2 separate regions of the Homo sapiens genome follow, and region 1 is linked to region 2. Evidence: chromatin contacts called from ENCODE Hi-C or POLR2A ChIA-PET data. All regions are on one chromosome and are shown on one strand. Each heading gives the region's core, a stretch centred on a gene start or an enhancer-like site at or near the end of the contact. The rest is flanking DNA. Distances are from core to core; before and after follow the strand shown.

Region 1 (6,562 bases), core at 677-3,176, 130 kb after region 2:
AGGAATGGGGAGGGGGCTGCTGCAGACTCAGCCCTGCACCTGTGGCTGGTCCAGCTCAGCTCCATCAGGGACACCTTGGGGCCAGTGCAGGTGGGGCTGGGCAAGCAGGTAGACCTGCTCCAACCTGCCCCTCCTGCTCCCGGGTTTGAGGCCCACAGTGTGTGTCTGTGGGGGACAAGATCCTGTGCAGATCCAGAAAGCTCTCCAAGCGGCTAGGCCCAGCCTGTGGTGTGACCGCAGGCCTGCGAGGCTTCAGACACCTCCATCCACTAACACCCCCACCCACCTAACACTGGACACTCACTCAGCTCCGTCCTCTGCTCCCTAACCCAACTCTCGGCCTTGCCTGTACCAGGAGCTCCCAGCTCCCACTTCCCCTGTGGTGGGAGGGCTCTGTGTCAGGTGAGGCAGGGTGCACTGCTTGTCTGACGGGGGTCAGGGACCCTTCTCCAGGCTGGGCCAGGGGGAGCCAGAGGCCAGTGGCTTTTTTTTTTTTTTGAGAAGGAGTCTCAATCTGTCGCCCAGGCTGGAGTGCAGTGGCGCAATCTTGGTTCATTGCAACCTCTGCCCCCGCTGGGTTCACGTGATTCTCCCGCCTCAGCCTCCCAAGTAGCTTGGATGACAGGTGCTGCCACTGCTAATTTTTGTATTTTTCTTAGTAGAGACGGGGTTTCACCATCTTGGCCAGGCTGGTCTTGAACTCCTGACCTCGTGATCCACCCGCCTGGGCCTCCCAAAGTGTTGGGATAACAAGCGTGAGCCACCGCGCCCGGCGGAGGCCAGTGGTTTTCAGGGGGTGTGACCCACAGAATTCCTCACCTTGGCTGTTCCCAACCATGACGGTTCCCCTGGTTGGAGCAGAGGCTTGGTGGGACCTTCATACTGGCAGCAGGGGGCCAGGGACCTGGGCGGCCCGCTCGCCTGCTGGCTCTGTCTCAAGCGCCCTTTTGGCCTCAAAGGGTGCCTGCCTGTCTGCCAACCACTCCACGTGGTCTCACCCCCTCCAACTACAGTCTAAGGAAAAACTGCTTCAGGCCAGGCGCGGTGGCTCACGCCTGTAGTCCTCGCACTTTGGGAGGCCAAGGCAGGCAGATCGCTTTAGATCAGGAGTTCGAGACCAGCTTGGACAACACAGTGAGACCCCCTCTCTACCCAAAACACAAAAAAATTAGCTGGGCGTGGTGGAGTGTGCACCTGGGGTCCCGGTTGCTCAACAGGCTGAGGTGGGAGGATCGCTTGAACACGGTAGGCAGACGCTGTAGTGAGCCGAGATCACGCCACTGCACTCCAGAGGCCCTGTCTCAAAAAAAAAAAAAAAAAAAGAAAAACTGCTTCAATTCTCCTCACCAAAGCCAGCACGCCCGAGGTGTCCCCATCTCAGGAAGTGACACTCCGTCCTCCCAGGAGCTCAGCCCGACGCCCCACAACCCTGCAGGCCTCCCCGCGACGCCCCCGTCCTGGGCCGGCGGAGCCCACCCCGCCTCCTGGACCCCGCCGTCCCCCTCCTAGTCTCCGGGGACACCCGGAGCTTCTGACCCCGCAGCCCCCCGGTCTCCCCTGCTCCTCGGGTGTGGCCACCGGAACACCACGGGCACCTTCGCGCCCCGACACCGCCGCCTGGCTCTGCTGATGCCCGCGCCCCCACCCCAGGCCAAGAGCCCTACCCCGCGCGCGCTCAGACTGCGCATGCGGCCGGGGAGGACCCTCGCGACCCTACCTATTGGCCCCTGCCAGGCTCGGATGCCGAACCCGCCGGGGCCAAAGCAGGCGCGACCTGCGACCGCCCGGGCGCGCGGAGCGGCGGGCAGCCCAGCCGACCCGGACCGGGTACGAACGCGCAGGCGCCCAGTCCCACCCGGCTCCGCCCCCGGCCGCCAGGGCACGTGACCCGCGAACTCCCGGGCGCGCCCAGACGCCGCGCACGCGCAGACCCAGCGCCGAGCCCGAGCCATGGCGTCCGAGCGGCTCCCTAACAGGCCCGCCTGTCTGCTCGTGGCCAGCGGCGCCGCCGAAGGTGAGGCCCGGCGGCCGGGGCCAGTGTCCGAAGAGCGTCCGCGAGGGGGCTGCCCGGGGCGGGAGGTTCGGGACACGGTGGGCGCGCGTCACGTGGCGCCGGAGGCCGAGGCCGCTGGGGGCGCCGGGCAGGGGCCGGGGGAGGGCGGAGCGGGGTCGGTGTCGGGATGGAGCTCGGGGCGGGGACGGGGGCGGGGGTGGGGTCGCGGGTTGGTGGGATGGAGCTCGGGGCGGGGTCGGGGGGTCGTGATGGATCCCGGCGCCGCGTCGCTCCTCCGAGTCTCGTCTGCCCGGCGAGGCGGCCCGGGCCCGACGTTTCTAGCGGAGGGAGCCGCGTGCCTGGGCCTGGTCTCTGAGGCCGCTGCGCTGCGAGAGGGGAGCCCGGGTGTGGGGAGGGGCCATTCCGGGAGTTGACCCAGCTCTGAGGTCGGGCGGCCGCGGGGACCCTGACCTTCTGAGCCACCGGCTTCTGAGGAGACCCGGAGCCCCCTCCTGGAGAAGGCGCCCCGCGGCCCCCGTCCTGGGGCAAGGGTACCAGGGCAGTACTGGCCTGGGGCTCACGCGGGTCGGAGCGCAGCGGGGTGCGTCCCCTGGCGCTGAGCCTGCAGGGTCTCAGGGCAGCAGGGGAGGGATGAGCAGCGGAGCACGAGGGTGCCTGGCCTTGTTCTGAGCCTTTTGGAGAGGGAAGTGAGCAGCCCAAGGTCACCGCACCACGGAGAGGTGGGGGCCGGGGTTGCGACCCAGGGGTCTGCCTCTTGAAGTCTGTAGCTCCTCAAGTGTGGACGGGGAGATGGGGCTGTGGGGTTGTGGCGTCACGATGTGCTGAGCTCCAGGGGTCCTGAGTGATGCCCCCAGACTGCGGGTGGGAGGAGCCTCGAGTGGGGTTCAGTCCTGGGGGGGTGGGTTGGGGCTTGTTTCCAGAGCAGGTAGGCGTGAGGAGGTCCGGCATGTTGAGGACGTGGGGTCTTAGCGCCAGCAGGCTGGGGGCAGCACTTCAGGAGGCCGGAAGGGCGGGCAGCTGGGGGAACAGAGCCTGCGGCAGTCTACTGGGCACTTTGTTTTTCCTCGATAAGTGGACATTTTACAGTGAATATGTATTAACTTATATAAGAATGAAGAGTCTGGGCGCAGTGGCTCACGCCTGTAATCCCAGCACTTTGGGAGGCTGAGGCGGGCGGATCACGAGGTCAAGAGATCGAGACCATTCTGGCTAAAACAGTGAAACTCCGTCTCTACTAAAAGTACAAAAATTAGCTGGGCGTGGTGGCACCCTCCTGTAGTCCCAGCTACTCGGGAGGCTGAGGCAGGAGAATTGCTTGAGCCTGGAAGGTGGAGGTTGCAGTGAGCCGAGATCGCACCACTGCACTCCAGCCTGGCGACAGACCGAGACTCCGTCTCAAAAAAAAAAAAAAAAAAAAAAAAAGAATGAAGATAAAAATGAAGCTGAGGGATTGGGCCCCAGAGTTAAAATAAATGTAGAGAGATACAGCTCACGCTACTTTGGAATAAACTTGTAAGTGCTCTCCGGCAGGCAGGGTGGGCGGGGCTGTGTCCTTCCCCTGGTAGGACAGAGGCCCCCAGAGCCTTCTGGATTGGGTGTGGTGTGTTGAGTTTCTTTTTTAAAAGTTTTTTGAGGGGCCGAAGGATGCTAGGAAGAGCTGGCGGGGGAGGGGTATAATCCCAGAACCCTTGTGAGGAAAGGGTCCCTCTGAGCGGCTTCCCTGGAAGGGGTGAGGGGGGGCCAGGACACTTCTGCGTTCTCCATGGTGCCTGAGGGCCTGAGTCCCTGGTGGTTCAGTGAGAGGATGAGCTGAACTCTGTGACCCTCACACCCGGGTTTGCCTTTCAGAAAGGTCTCTCGTGGCTCTGTTAGCACTAGGATGAGGCTGGGGTGTGGGAGTGGCATGGACAGTTGAGGTGGGCTGCATCCTCTCCCAGCTTCTGGCTGAGGCTGGAGGTGACAGTGCCAGGCTGGGGAAAGAGCCCGCCATGGGGGATGCAGGCCCGGGGATGGCCTACCGTTCTGGCAGACCTGGCTGTGCCCCTCTGACTCATGCCTTCCCAGCTTCCTTCTCCTGGACGTGAATGGGTGGCTGGCCCTGCCCCAGGGCTTCAAGTAGTCGTTCTTGGGTGTAGGGGAGAGGGCTGCTCCTCAGCGTGTTCTGGGGTCAGTCGAGGCCATGGGGGTGTCTGGGTAGCCCCCTGAGGCGGGGCACGCTAGTCCTGTCGAGCCCACACTCACTGGGACCTTCTGCAGGTGTGTCGGCCCAGTCCTTCCTCCACTGTTTCACGATGGCCAGCACCGCCTTCAACCTGCAGGTGGCCACCCCTGGGGTAAGTCCAGCCTCTCCTTCCCCACTGGACACTTGGGGTCTGTCTCCACCTCTCCGGGGGCAAGGTCAGGAGACTGCCGCCGCGGCCTGGGAGGAGTGGGGAGCCCCTGCAGTTGGTGGAGGGGTGAAGAGTCTGTAACCAAACCCTGGTGGCGTCCCCCTGTCCCAGTCCCCATTTCCTGGGCTCTGATCCCCCATCTGTGATGAGGGAGACCTTTTCTTTTCCTTTTTTTTTTGAGATGGAGTTTCGCTCTTGTTGCCCAGGCTGGAGTGCGGTGGTGCGATCTCGGCTCACCACAACCTCCGCCTCCCGGGTTCAAGCAGTCCTCCTGCCTCAGCCTCCCGAGTAGCTGGGATTACAGGCATGCGCCACCACGCCCAGCTCATTTTGTATTTTTAGTAGAGATGGGTTTTCACCGTGTTGGCCAGGATGGTCTCGAACTCCCAACCTCAGGTGACCCACCCGCCTCGGCCTCCCAAAGTGCTGGGATTATAGGCGTGAGCCTCTGCACCCAGCCCAAGGGAGACCTTTTTGCTGTGGGTCTGTGCTTCTGCACGTGTGTGAGGAGGAGACCAAGGCGCAGCCCTGGTGTGAGGGGCACATGTTTCCACTGGGAGGAATTCTCCACCCTCTGATCGTGGGGGACCCAGGGATATCAGATGTACATAAGTCATAGTAAGGATGCATTATGTATTTGTCACTGCGGGTTTTTGTTTATTTATTATGTATAAAAATTTTTGGTTGGTGGGTTGGCTAGGAAATAAACCACTGAGGCTGCTGCTGGGACAGGCTCCCCGACCCTGGGAGATCCCGTGAAGGAGGCTGGGTGGTCGGGGGCCTTTGTGCCTCAGGGGGATGCTGTTGGGTCCCTTGTCAGCTTTTTCAGGCTCCCTCTGAGCCGACAGGGATATCCCTGGTGCTGACCCTCGGCCCCTGGGCTCTGCTTCTCCAGGGGAAAGCCATGGAATTTGTGGATGTGACTGAGAGCAATGCACGCTGGGTGCAAGACTTCCGCCTCAAGGCTTACGCCAGCCCCGCCAAGCTCGAGTCCATCGATGGTAGGCCCGGGACCCACTCCTTGGGGGTGGGGTGCCTGGGACCTTGGAGGGTCAAGGGTTCCAGATAGGTTTGGGGTCTTAGTGAGCTCCCTAGCTCAGCCCCTGAAGCCCTGTGACCATTTGGGGCAGCCTCCAGCCCCACATCCTGGGCCCCAGAGTTTCTGAGCCCCTCTGGGGAGGAGAGTTGGTGAGTGTGTGGAGACAGGAAAGTCAGGGGGGCCCTTGGGAGCTGTAGCCCATGGAGGAAAAGGGACAGATGACATCACCAGGCTGGCTGGTCCCTGTGGAGGGTCTGTCCTGGCCACGCACTCGGGCCTGGTCCTGCAGGTAGTCTCACTTTGACATGTGGCTGCTACCTGGTTTGTGGTCTCCCCCCAGGTGCCCGGTACCATGCCCTCCTGATCCCCAGCTGTCCTGGGGCCCTGACCGACCTGGCCAGCAGTGGCTCCCTGGCCCGTATCCTGCAGCACTTCCACTCTGAGAGCAGTAGGTGACCCCTGGGACCCAGGGGAGGGGTTGGATGTGCAGTGTCACAAGAAATGGGTCTCCCACCAGCAGAAGAGAGGTGGGAAGACTCCAGGTAGGCGTTTCTGGATCTCTGGTCAGTGGCCACTGCAGTGGTTGTGGGCAGGAGGCAGGGACTGCCCCTTCCCCCGACACACACAGACTTTGTCGTCTCCTGGTGACCATCTTGCAGGCCTCTGGGTGGGCTCCCGAGGGTGGGTGGCCATGCCCTCCTGAGCAAGGCAGGACACCGGCCTGATTCCTTCTGGGAAAGCCTGGCATCCAGGGCTGGGCTTGGGGCTCAAGGCCAGCAGGGGTGCAGGGAGGAAGGCTGTTTGAGGAGACCTGGCAGCTGCCCCGGCTCCGGGTTGGGCTGTGATGAGTGTGTCCACTGGCCGGGGTGGACAAGCCAGCGCTCTACACAGCACCCTTTGTGTGTTGGAGTGGGGCCGCCGTCCCCAGCATGGCCTGGACAGGCAGCAATTGTTTGTGGCCACCTCAGCCGTGGGAACACACTCAGCCTTTCGGATGGAGCCAGGATGTCCCCACTGCAAGGCACAGGCATTGCCTCAGGCTACCTCCCACCTGCCCAGGGGCGTCCTGTCTAGCCGGGGAGGGGCCTTTCCCACAGTGCCTGCCAGGCTATGCAGTGG
Region 2 (6,546 bases), core at 1,660-4,159:
TCACTGCAATCTCCACCTCCCCAGTTCAAGCGATTCTCATGCCTCAGCATCCCAAGTAGCTGGGACTATAGGTGCATATCACCAAGCCCGGCTACTTTTTTGTATTTTAATAGAGATGGGGTTTCACCATGTTGCTCAGACTGGTCTCGAACTCCTGAGCTCAGGCAATCCGTCCACCTCGGCCTCCCAAAGTGCTGGGATTACAGGTGTGAGCCACTGCGCCTGGCCTGCAGTCACTTTAAAGGGGCTTCTGCATAATATTTGGTCCCATCTATAAACTCAATTAAGCAATTTTCAACATTTCAAACAATTTATAAATGAAGCCTCTTTTCACTCCTTTTTGCGTGCTTTAGGTTGTCTGAATTGATAACAGAATCTCGGGTGCTTCAGTAACTCATGCATTGGCCTGGTGAGGTGGCTTATGTCTATAATCCCAGCATTTGGGGAGGCTGACGCAGGAGGTTTGCTTAAGCCCAGGAAGTGGAGGCTGCAGTGAACCATAATCCACTGCACTCCAGCCTGGGTGACAGAGTGAAACCTTATTTCATTGTGATACTTTTTTTTTTGCGGGGGGGGGCAATTTTCCTGCCTTGGCCTCCCAAAGCATTGGGATTACAGGGGTCAGCCACTGCACCTGGCTAAAAACTCATACAACTTAACAGATTCAAATTTTAAATGTGGTGAACTGCAAGTTATCTTAGATGTTCCAAAAACATAAAATACGAAATGTGTTCAAGTTTCACTTAATACAGGAATGCTAACACTTCGGTTCTGATTCTCCTAAATCTTGGTATGTATCATTCAGCATCTTCCTAAGGCTAAAAGGTGGGTGCCCACCTAAAGAAGTCAGTTTTCTTTTTCTTTTTCTTTTTTTTTTTTTTGAGGCAGAGTCTCACTCTGTCGCCCAGGCTGGAGTGCAATGGCTTGGCTCACTGCAAGCTCCGCCTCCTGGGTTCACGCCATTCTCCTGTCTCAGCCTCCCAAGTAGCTGGGACTACGGGCGCCCGCCACTACGCCCGGCTAATTTTTCGTATTTTTAGTAGAGACGGGGTTTCACCGTGTTAATCAGGATGGTCTCGATCTCCTGACCTTGTGATCCGCCCGCCTCAGCCTCCCAAAGTGCTGGGATTACAAGCGTGAGCCACCGCGCCCAGCCAAGAAGTCAGTTTTCAATGCAGGTACACGGGGCCCATTGGCACAAACTATGCAGATTGGGAAGCGGACCGCTTTGTGCTGGCAACTGACAAGACTCCCCCAGGAACCCGGCCGTTGGGAGCTCTGCAGAGGGGCCTGGCTCTGGGCTTCCTATCCTCCCATCTGCGGGCCCCATCTGCTCTTGAGGTCTGTAGTTCTGGCCCAGAGTGAACCCTAAGTAGATTCTGCAATTCTTTTTTTTGTTTTTTTGAGACCGAGTCTTACTTTATCACCCAGGCTGGAGTGCAGTGTGATCTCTGCTCACTGCAACTTCAGCCTCCCAGGTTCAAGTAATTCTCCTGCCCCAGCCTCCCCAGGAGCTGGGATTACAGGCATGCGCCACCACGCCTAATTTCTGTATTTTTAGTAGAGACAGGGTTCCACCATGTTGGCCAGGCTGGTGTCGAACGCCTGACCTCAAGTGATCTACCCGCCTTGGCCTCCCAAAGTGCTAGGATTAAAGGCGGCGGCTGCCCGATCGATTCTGCAATTCTTTAGCGCCAAAGACCTCTGACCTCAATGAGATCCTAAAATGGCTAAGTGCCTTTCCTAAGAGAAGTTGGATGTTGCCATGGCCTCCTTAGCATTGGGAGGACTGCGCATATGTCCCTGAGGACACCTGCCATAGCTTACTGGGACCCTCTCCAGAGCTCTGCCGACTTGAGGTCTTCACCCCCAAAGGTCAGGCTTCAGGCCACCATCCAGGCCGTTTGCTGAGAGCGAGTGCTAAGCTGAGTAAGAGCCCACAGCTGGTGGGGGACGTGCCTCGCACCGCATGCAGCCCCCAGCCCCTTCTAGGAAAGGCGTGGGCGTCAGCTGGCAGAAAATACCGGGAAGGGAAAGAAGGAAACGTGACTAGAAAGAAAGACAAAGCTTAGTTTAAGGAGAAAGCTCCCAAGCAGCAGAAATGGAGAAGCAGCTGTGCAGGGTGTCTTGGAGCCCACGCGCGCCCCGGGAACGGCTGAGCGGGGCAGGGTGGGGCCCGGCCGTGCGGTTTTCTGTAGGAAACTGCGCTGGGAACGGCTAGGGCTGGGGGTGGGGGTCGGACAGCCTGTGCCGCGTAGAATGCGCGGTGACTCAAAAGTGCTGGCCACGCGCTCGTTCATCCAAGCGCGAGGGGCTGAGTTGGGAACTTGGTTTGCCTCCTGGGGCTCCGGCTCGTGCAATGTGCAAGGCGGGGGTGCGGACCGAGAGAGCGCGCGTTTCGGGCAGTCCCCGCTGGAGACAGCGCAGTGGGCGCCATCGGCCTGGGGATGGAGATGGTCCACTCAGGCGGGGGTCGGGGGGACGCCAGGAGTGGTGACTCCGGGTCCCCGGGGGAGCGTGCCGGGGCGGAGCCCACCGCGCGGTTCTCCCGGCACCGCCGAGCCGGGCAGAGGCCCTGGAGCCCAAGGCCCCGCGCGGCCCCACGCCAAGGGCGCCAGGCCTGCCTAAGAGCCGTGGCGCTGGGAACCCGGCTACCCCTGGGCCGGGAACCTGATAACCAGCTCCAGCGCGAGCACCAGGGGCGCTCAAGGTGAACGCGCCGGGCCCGGGGTCCGCCCCCGGCGCGGCCCCGCCCCGGCCCCGGCCCCGGCCCCGGCCCCGACTTTCGGGCAGCCCTGCCCAGTCCCCTGTCCTGGCCCAGCCCCTCTCCATCCCAGCGTGCCGTGCGCGGCGGCGGCGCGCGGGCGCCTGGGGCGGGACTTCCGGCGCGCTGGAGCGTTTTCCGGCCGTGCGTTTGTGGCCGTCCGGCCTCCCTGACATGCAGGTGAGCCCCGCGGCGGCCGGCCCCTGCTCCTCCTCCTTGCACGGCCTCAGTTTCCCTCCCGCAAAGTGGGCGCGCCGGGCAGCGAGGCTCGGCCCCGGGAGGACGGGCGTGGGGTCGCGGGCGACGCCGGGCGGGTGCGTGAGAGAGAGCAAGTGTGTGAGGGGGCGTGTGAGAGGGTGTGAGGACGAGGGTGAGAGAGGGTTGCTATGAGAGCGAGGGTGAGCGAGAGCGGGGGTGGAGGGCGAGTGTGGACGGGGGCGCGTGTCGGGGGGACCGCGAGTGGGAGGTGGAGCGCGTGCGCTGGGGCGAGCAAGCCTGAGAGCTAGGCGCGCTGGGTGGAAGGGGCCTGAGTGCGCAGACAAGGGATGTGGCCGGCGGGTGAGGAGTGTGTGAGCGCGCGGCTCGTGTGGCAGAGTGGTGGCCATCGGGTCCCCAGGACCCCCAGAGGGAGCAGAGGCAGTAGGGCTCCAGGCGGGCTGCCCTCCCAGTGAGGGGCACGCGGTCCCCGTGAAGGGTGGGCGCATCAGACGCGATCCCACCCACCCTTGGTTCAGCCCCAACCCTTGAAGCTTCCATTGCTGACTGTCCAAACTGGAGGGTGACCCGCCCGCCCGTCCGCCTCGACTTCCTGGGCTCTAGTAATCTCTTAGCCTCCTAGCTACTTGGGACTACAGGTGTGCGCCAGCGCACTCAGCTAAGAATTTTTTTTTTTTTTTGAGACAGAGTCTCACGCTGTCACCCAGGCTGGAGTGCAGTGGCGCGATCTCGGTTCACTGCAACCTCCGCTTCTGGGCTTAAGGGATTTTCCTGCCTCAGTCTCCCGAGTTGCTGGGAGTACAGGCGCACACCACTGCACCCAGCTAATTTTTGTATCTTTTTTAGAGACTGGGTTTCATCACGTTGGCCAGGCTGGTCTTGAACTCCTGATGGGGTGATCTGCCCGGCAGAAAAATATTTTTTGTAGAGACCAGGTCTGGCTGTGTTGCCAAAACCAGTCAAAAACTCCTGGCCTCCCAAAGTGCTAGGATCACAGGCCAGAGCCGCCATGCACCAGTTAGTTCTTCAAAACACAACAGAACAGGAGTTGTCAGTGCGTCCATCGCAGAATAGAGTTAGCTCTGATTGGCTGCTGTCGCTCTACACATGTACACACATGCACAACACATGTGCACACATGACATACACGTGTGCTGGGCTGTGACGTAAAGTGCATTTCTTACTGCTGGTCTCCATGAAAAGCATTGGAAAGCCCCTGCTGTGACTCCCATCATTTCCATCAACACCACCGAGGAGGTCCTGGACCTACGGACTGGGAGCGCAGGAAAGTGGGAGCAGTAGCGCTCCACCTTATCTTGTTACAGAGCGGTTTCTGGGACCCCTTTGGGTGACCAGGGTCGGGGCCTGTGCCTCTTCATAACACAACACATTCCCTTTGTGTGCGGGGCCGTTCTGCCCAAGGGAAGGTCATTGGCATTTGGGGAAGAAACGGTTTGATGCAGGAACACAGTGTGTGTGAACCTGGGAGTCTGTGTTATGTGAAGAGCATGATGGAGAGTGTCCTCACGGGCCTCAGAGCCGAGCGGCCGGTGAGCAGTGGGGAGCGGGAGAGGTACCAAAGCCCAGACAAGGGCCTGGTTGCAGTGTGAGCACCCCTCACACATCACACACACCATCTCCCTGGGGCAGTTGTCTGGAAAGTTCCATGGCAAGTCAAAGAAGCAGCCCAGCATTTGTGAGCAGCCTGTATCCAAGCACTCCATCACAGAGCGGGCAAGTTAAGCGCGAGTGGACAGAGGCAGTACCCTGGCCTTGTGTTCAGTTAGGTTCTCCTAGTGTCCCCTCTGCTGGACACATGCTGGCAGGACTGTCTTCCTCTTCCACCCTTTCCTCTTCCTTCCCTGAAGTGTGAAATCACAGGTTGGGGGGCAGGGAGGTCATAGGCAGAGGGGCCACTAGGTGGGTGGACAGTGGCCCTGTTTCAAATCTGCAGGACGGCAGGTAGGGGCAGAGACCCAGCCCTATAGTGGTTGGTCACTGGGTACCTGAGTGTGCCCTCCAGTTACTCCTGGGCCAGTCCCCTGGAGAACCACCGTTTGGTTTTTCATTCCTTTCCTTCCTCCCTGACCCAGATTTCCACCCAGAAGACAGAGAAGGAGCCAGTGGTCATGGAATGGGCTGGGGTCAAAGACTGGGTGCCTGGGAGCTGAGGCAGCCACCGTTTCAGCCTGGCCAGGCAAGTGATTCTGGGCCGTCTTCCCTGTGCCATGGCCAGAACCCTCCCCACCTTCCCTGGGGCTGTTGCTGACTCAGACCAAGCCTCAGCTGCAGCAGAAAGATAGTGGGGCTAAGGGGAGGTGGCAGCAGGCTGCTGCCCTTGGTTCTGATTCTGGGATGTATCACTGAGGAGAGGGGCTGGAGAGGTTGATCGGGGCAGAGGGTGGTGATCTGTGCCTGGGCCTTCTTATTCCCCCTGCACAGCCTCTCGGAACTGCCGTGGCTGTTCAAGCACTCACTGCCTTTGCCTGTGGCTCCATGTACTGGGTGCTGCTGTGCTTGCCCTGTGAGTTCCCTTCCTAACTCCCCATAAGCCTGCAGGTCAGGCTGTCTTGTGGCTCCCTGCCTCCTAGGTGGGGGAGCTTCACTGGTTGATCTTGCTCCAGGAGCGTGTTCTTTCTATGCAGGTGTGTTGTGGGTGTATTGGGTACCAAAGCATGCAAACTCCCTGCCTGGGGGTAGCCACAGTCTCCTCAGTCTGCACCAGGAGCACCAGTCTCACCCAGGGAAGAGACAGGGCAAAGTGGGGCAGCGTGTGCCTCTGCAGAAGAAAGCAGGTCAAGGGGACGGTTTCAGAGGAAGTGAAAACAGGTTCCTGGCCAGGGAGTCTTTTGGGTAGGAGGGTAGGCACTGTGGTAGGCCTGGCTCTGGCAGCATCTTCTGACAGGTGCACCTGCCTGGCTGGGGTTCCTGGAGCCTCTTGGGCCTGAGCTCCCATATACTCAGGAGCCTGTGACCCAAGGGGAAGGCCATGTGCCCAGCTGCTGGGTAGTGAGTTGGGCTGAGCTCCCCACCTGTCAGGTATCTGCCTCTGCCCAGGCTGTGTGGGCCTCTCAGCTGGTCTAGAGGGGTCTGTGCTGCCAGAGCTGTGAAACTAGCCAAGAGCTTCTTCCCAGCAGTGTCCCAAAGCTTCATGAAGGACTAACAGTCTGGCTGGGCTATGGTGGTGGTTCAGCTCCCACCGCCGCTGCCCCCAACCCCAGTGAAAGATAGAAAGTAGAATCACTTTTTTTTTTTTTTTAAAGACAGTCTCGCACCGTCGCCCAGGCTGGAGTGCACTGGCACTATCTCGGCTCACTGCGAACTCCACCTCCTGGATTCACACCATTCTCCTGCTTCAGCCTCTCGAATAGCTGGGACTACAGGCGCCTGCCACCATGCCTGGCTAATTTTTTGTATTTTTAGCAGAGATGGGGTTTCACCGTGTTAGCCAGGATGGTCTCGATCTCCTGACCTCGTGATCTGCCCGCTTCGGCCTCCCAAAGTGCTGGGATTACAGGCGTGAGCCACCGCGCCCGGCCGGAAAGTAGAATCACTTTTGTTGGTGG

The links. A loop is a pair of places that touch in the nucleus more often than their neighbours do. ChIA-PET counts read pairs that join two places held with the same protein, here RNA polymerase II (POLR2A). Pooled maps may share reads with other maps.
Region 1: a loop to region 2 is called in a pooled map, with 12 times the contacts of the local background. The contact joins the promoter of GATD1 here to the promoter of CHID1 in region 2. A Hi-C loop is called at or near these places in 10 of 50 pooled maps. POLR2A ChIA-PET finds 5 or more read pairs at or near these places in 2 of 52 experiments (Caco-2 and HEK293T).

The regions. Positions count from the first base shown.
Region 1 is chr11:772,851-779,412 of GRCh38, reverse strand. GATD1 (glutamine amidotransferase class 1 domain containing 1) reads left to right here and starts at 1,926. Exons shown (of 8, transcript NM_182612.4): 1 at 1,926-2,014; 2 at 4,271-4,347; 3 at 5,300-5,405; 4 at 5,784-5,891. The coding sequence starts at 1,951. LOC124900301 reads right to left here and starts at 1,835. Exons shown (of 2, transcript XM_047427954.1): 1 at 1,718-1,835; 2 at 1-1,296. It overlaps GATD1-DT (GATD1 divergent transcript), which reads right to left and starts at 1,835. Exons shown (of 2, transcript NR_126343.1): 1 at 1,718-1,835. RefSeq lists silencers at 1,426-1,525, 1,576-2,285, 2,296-2,505.
Region 2 is chr11:907,173-913,718 of GRCh38, reverse strand. It overlaps CHID1 (chitinase domain containing 1), which reads left to right and starts at 2,909. Exons shown (of 13, transcript NM_023947.4): 1 at 2,909-2,944. RefSeq lists a silencer at 2,387-3,226.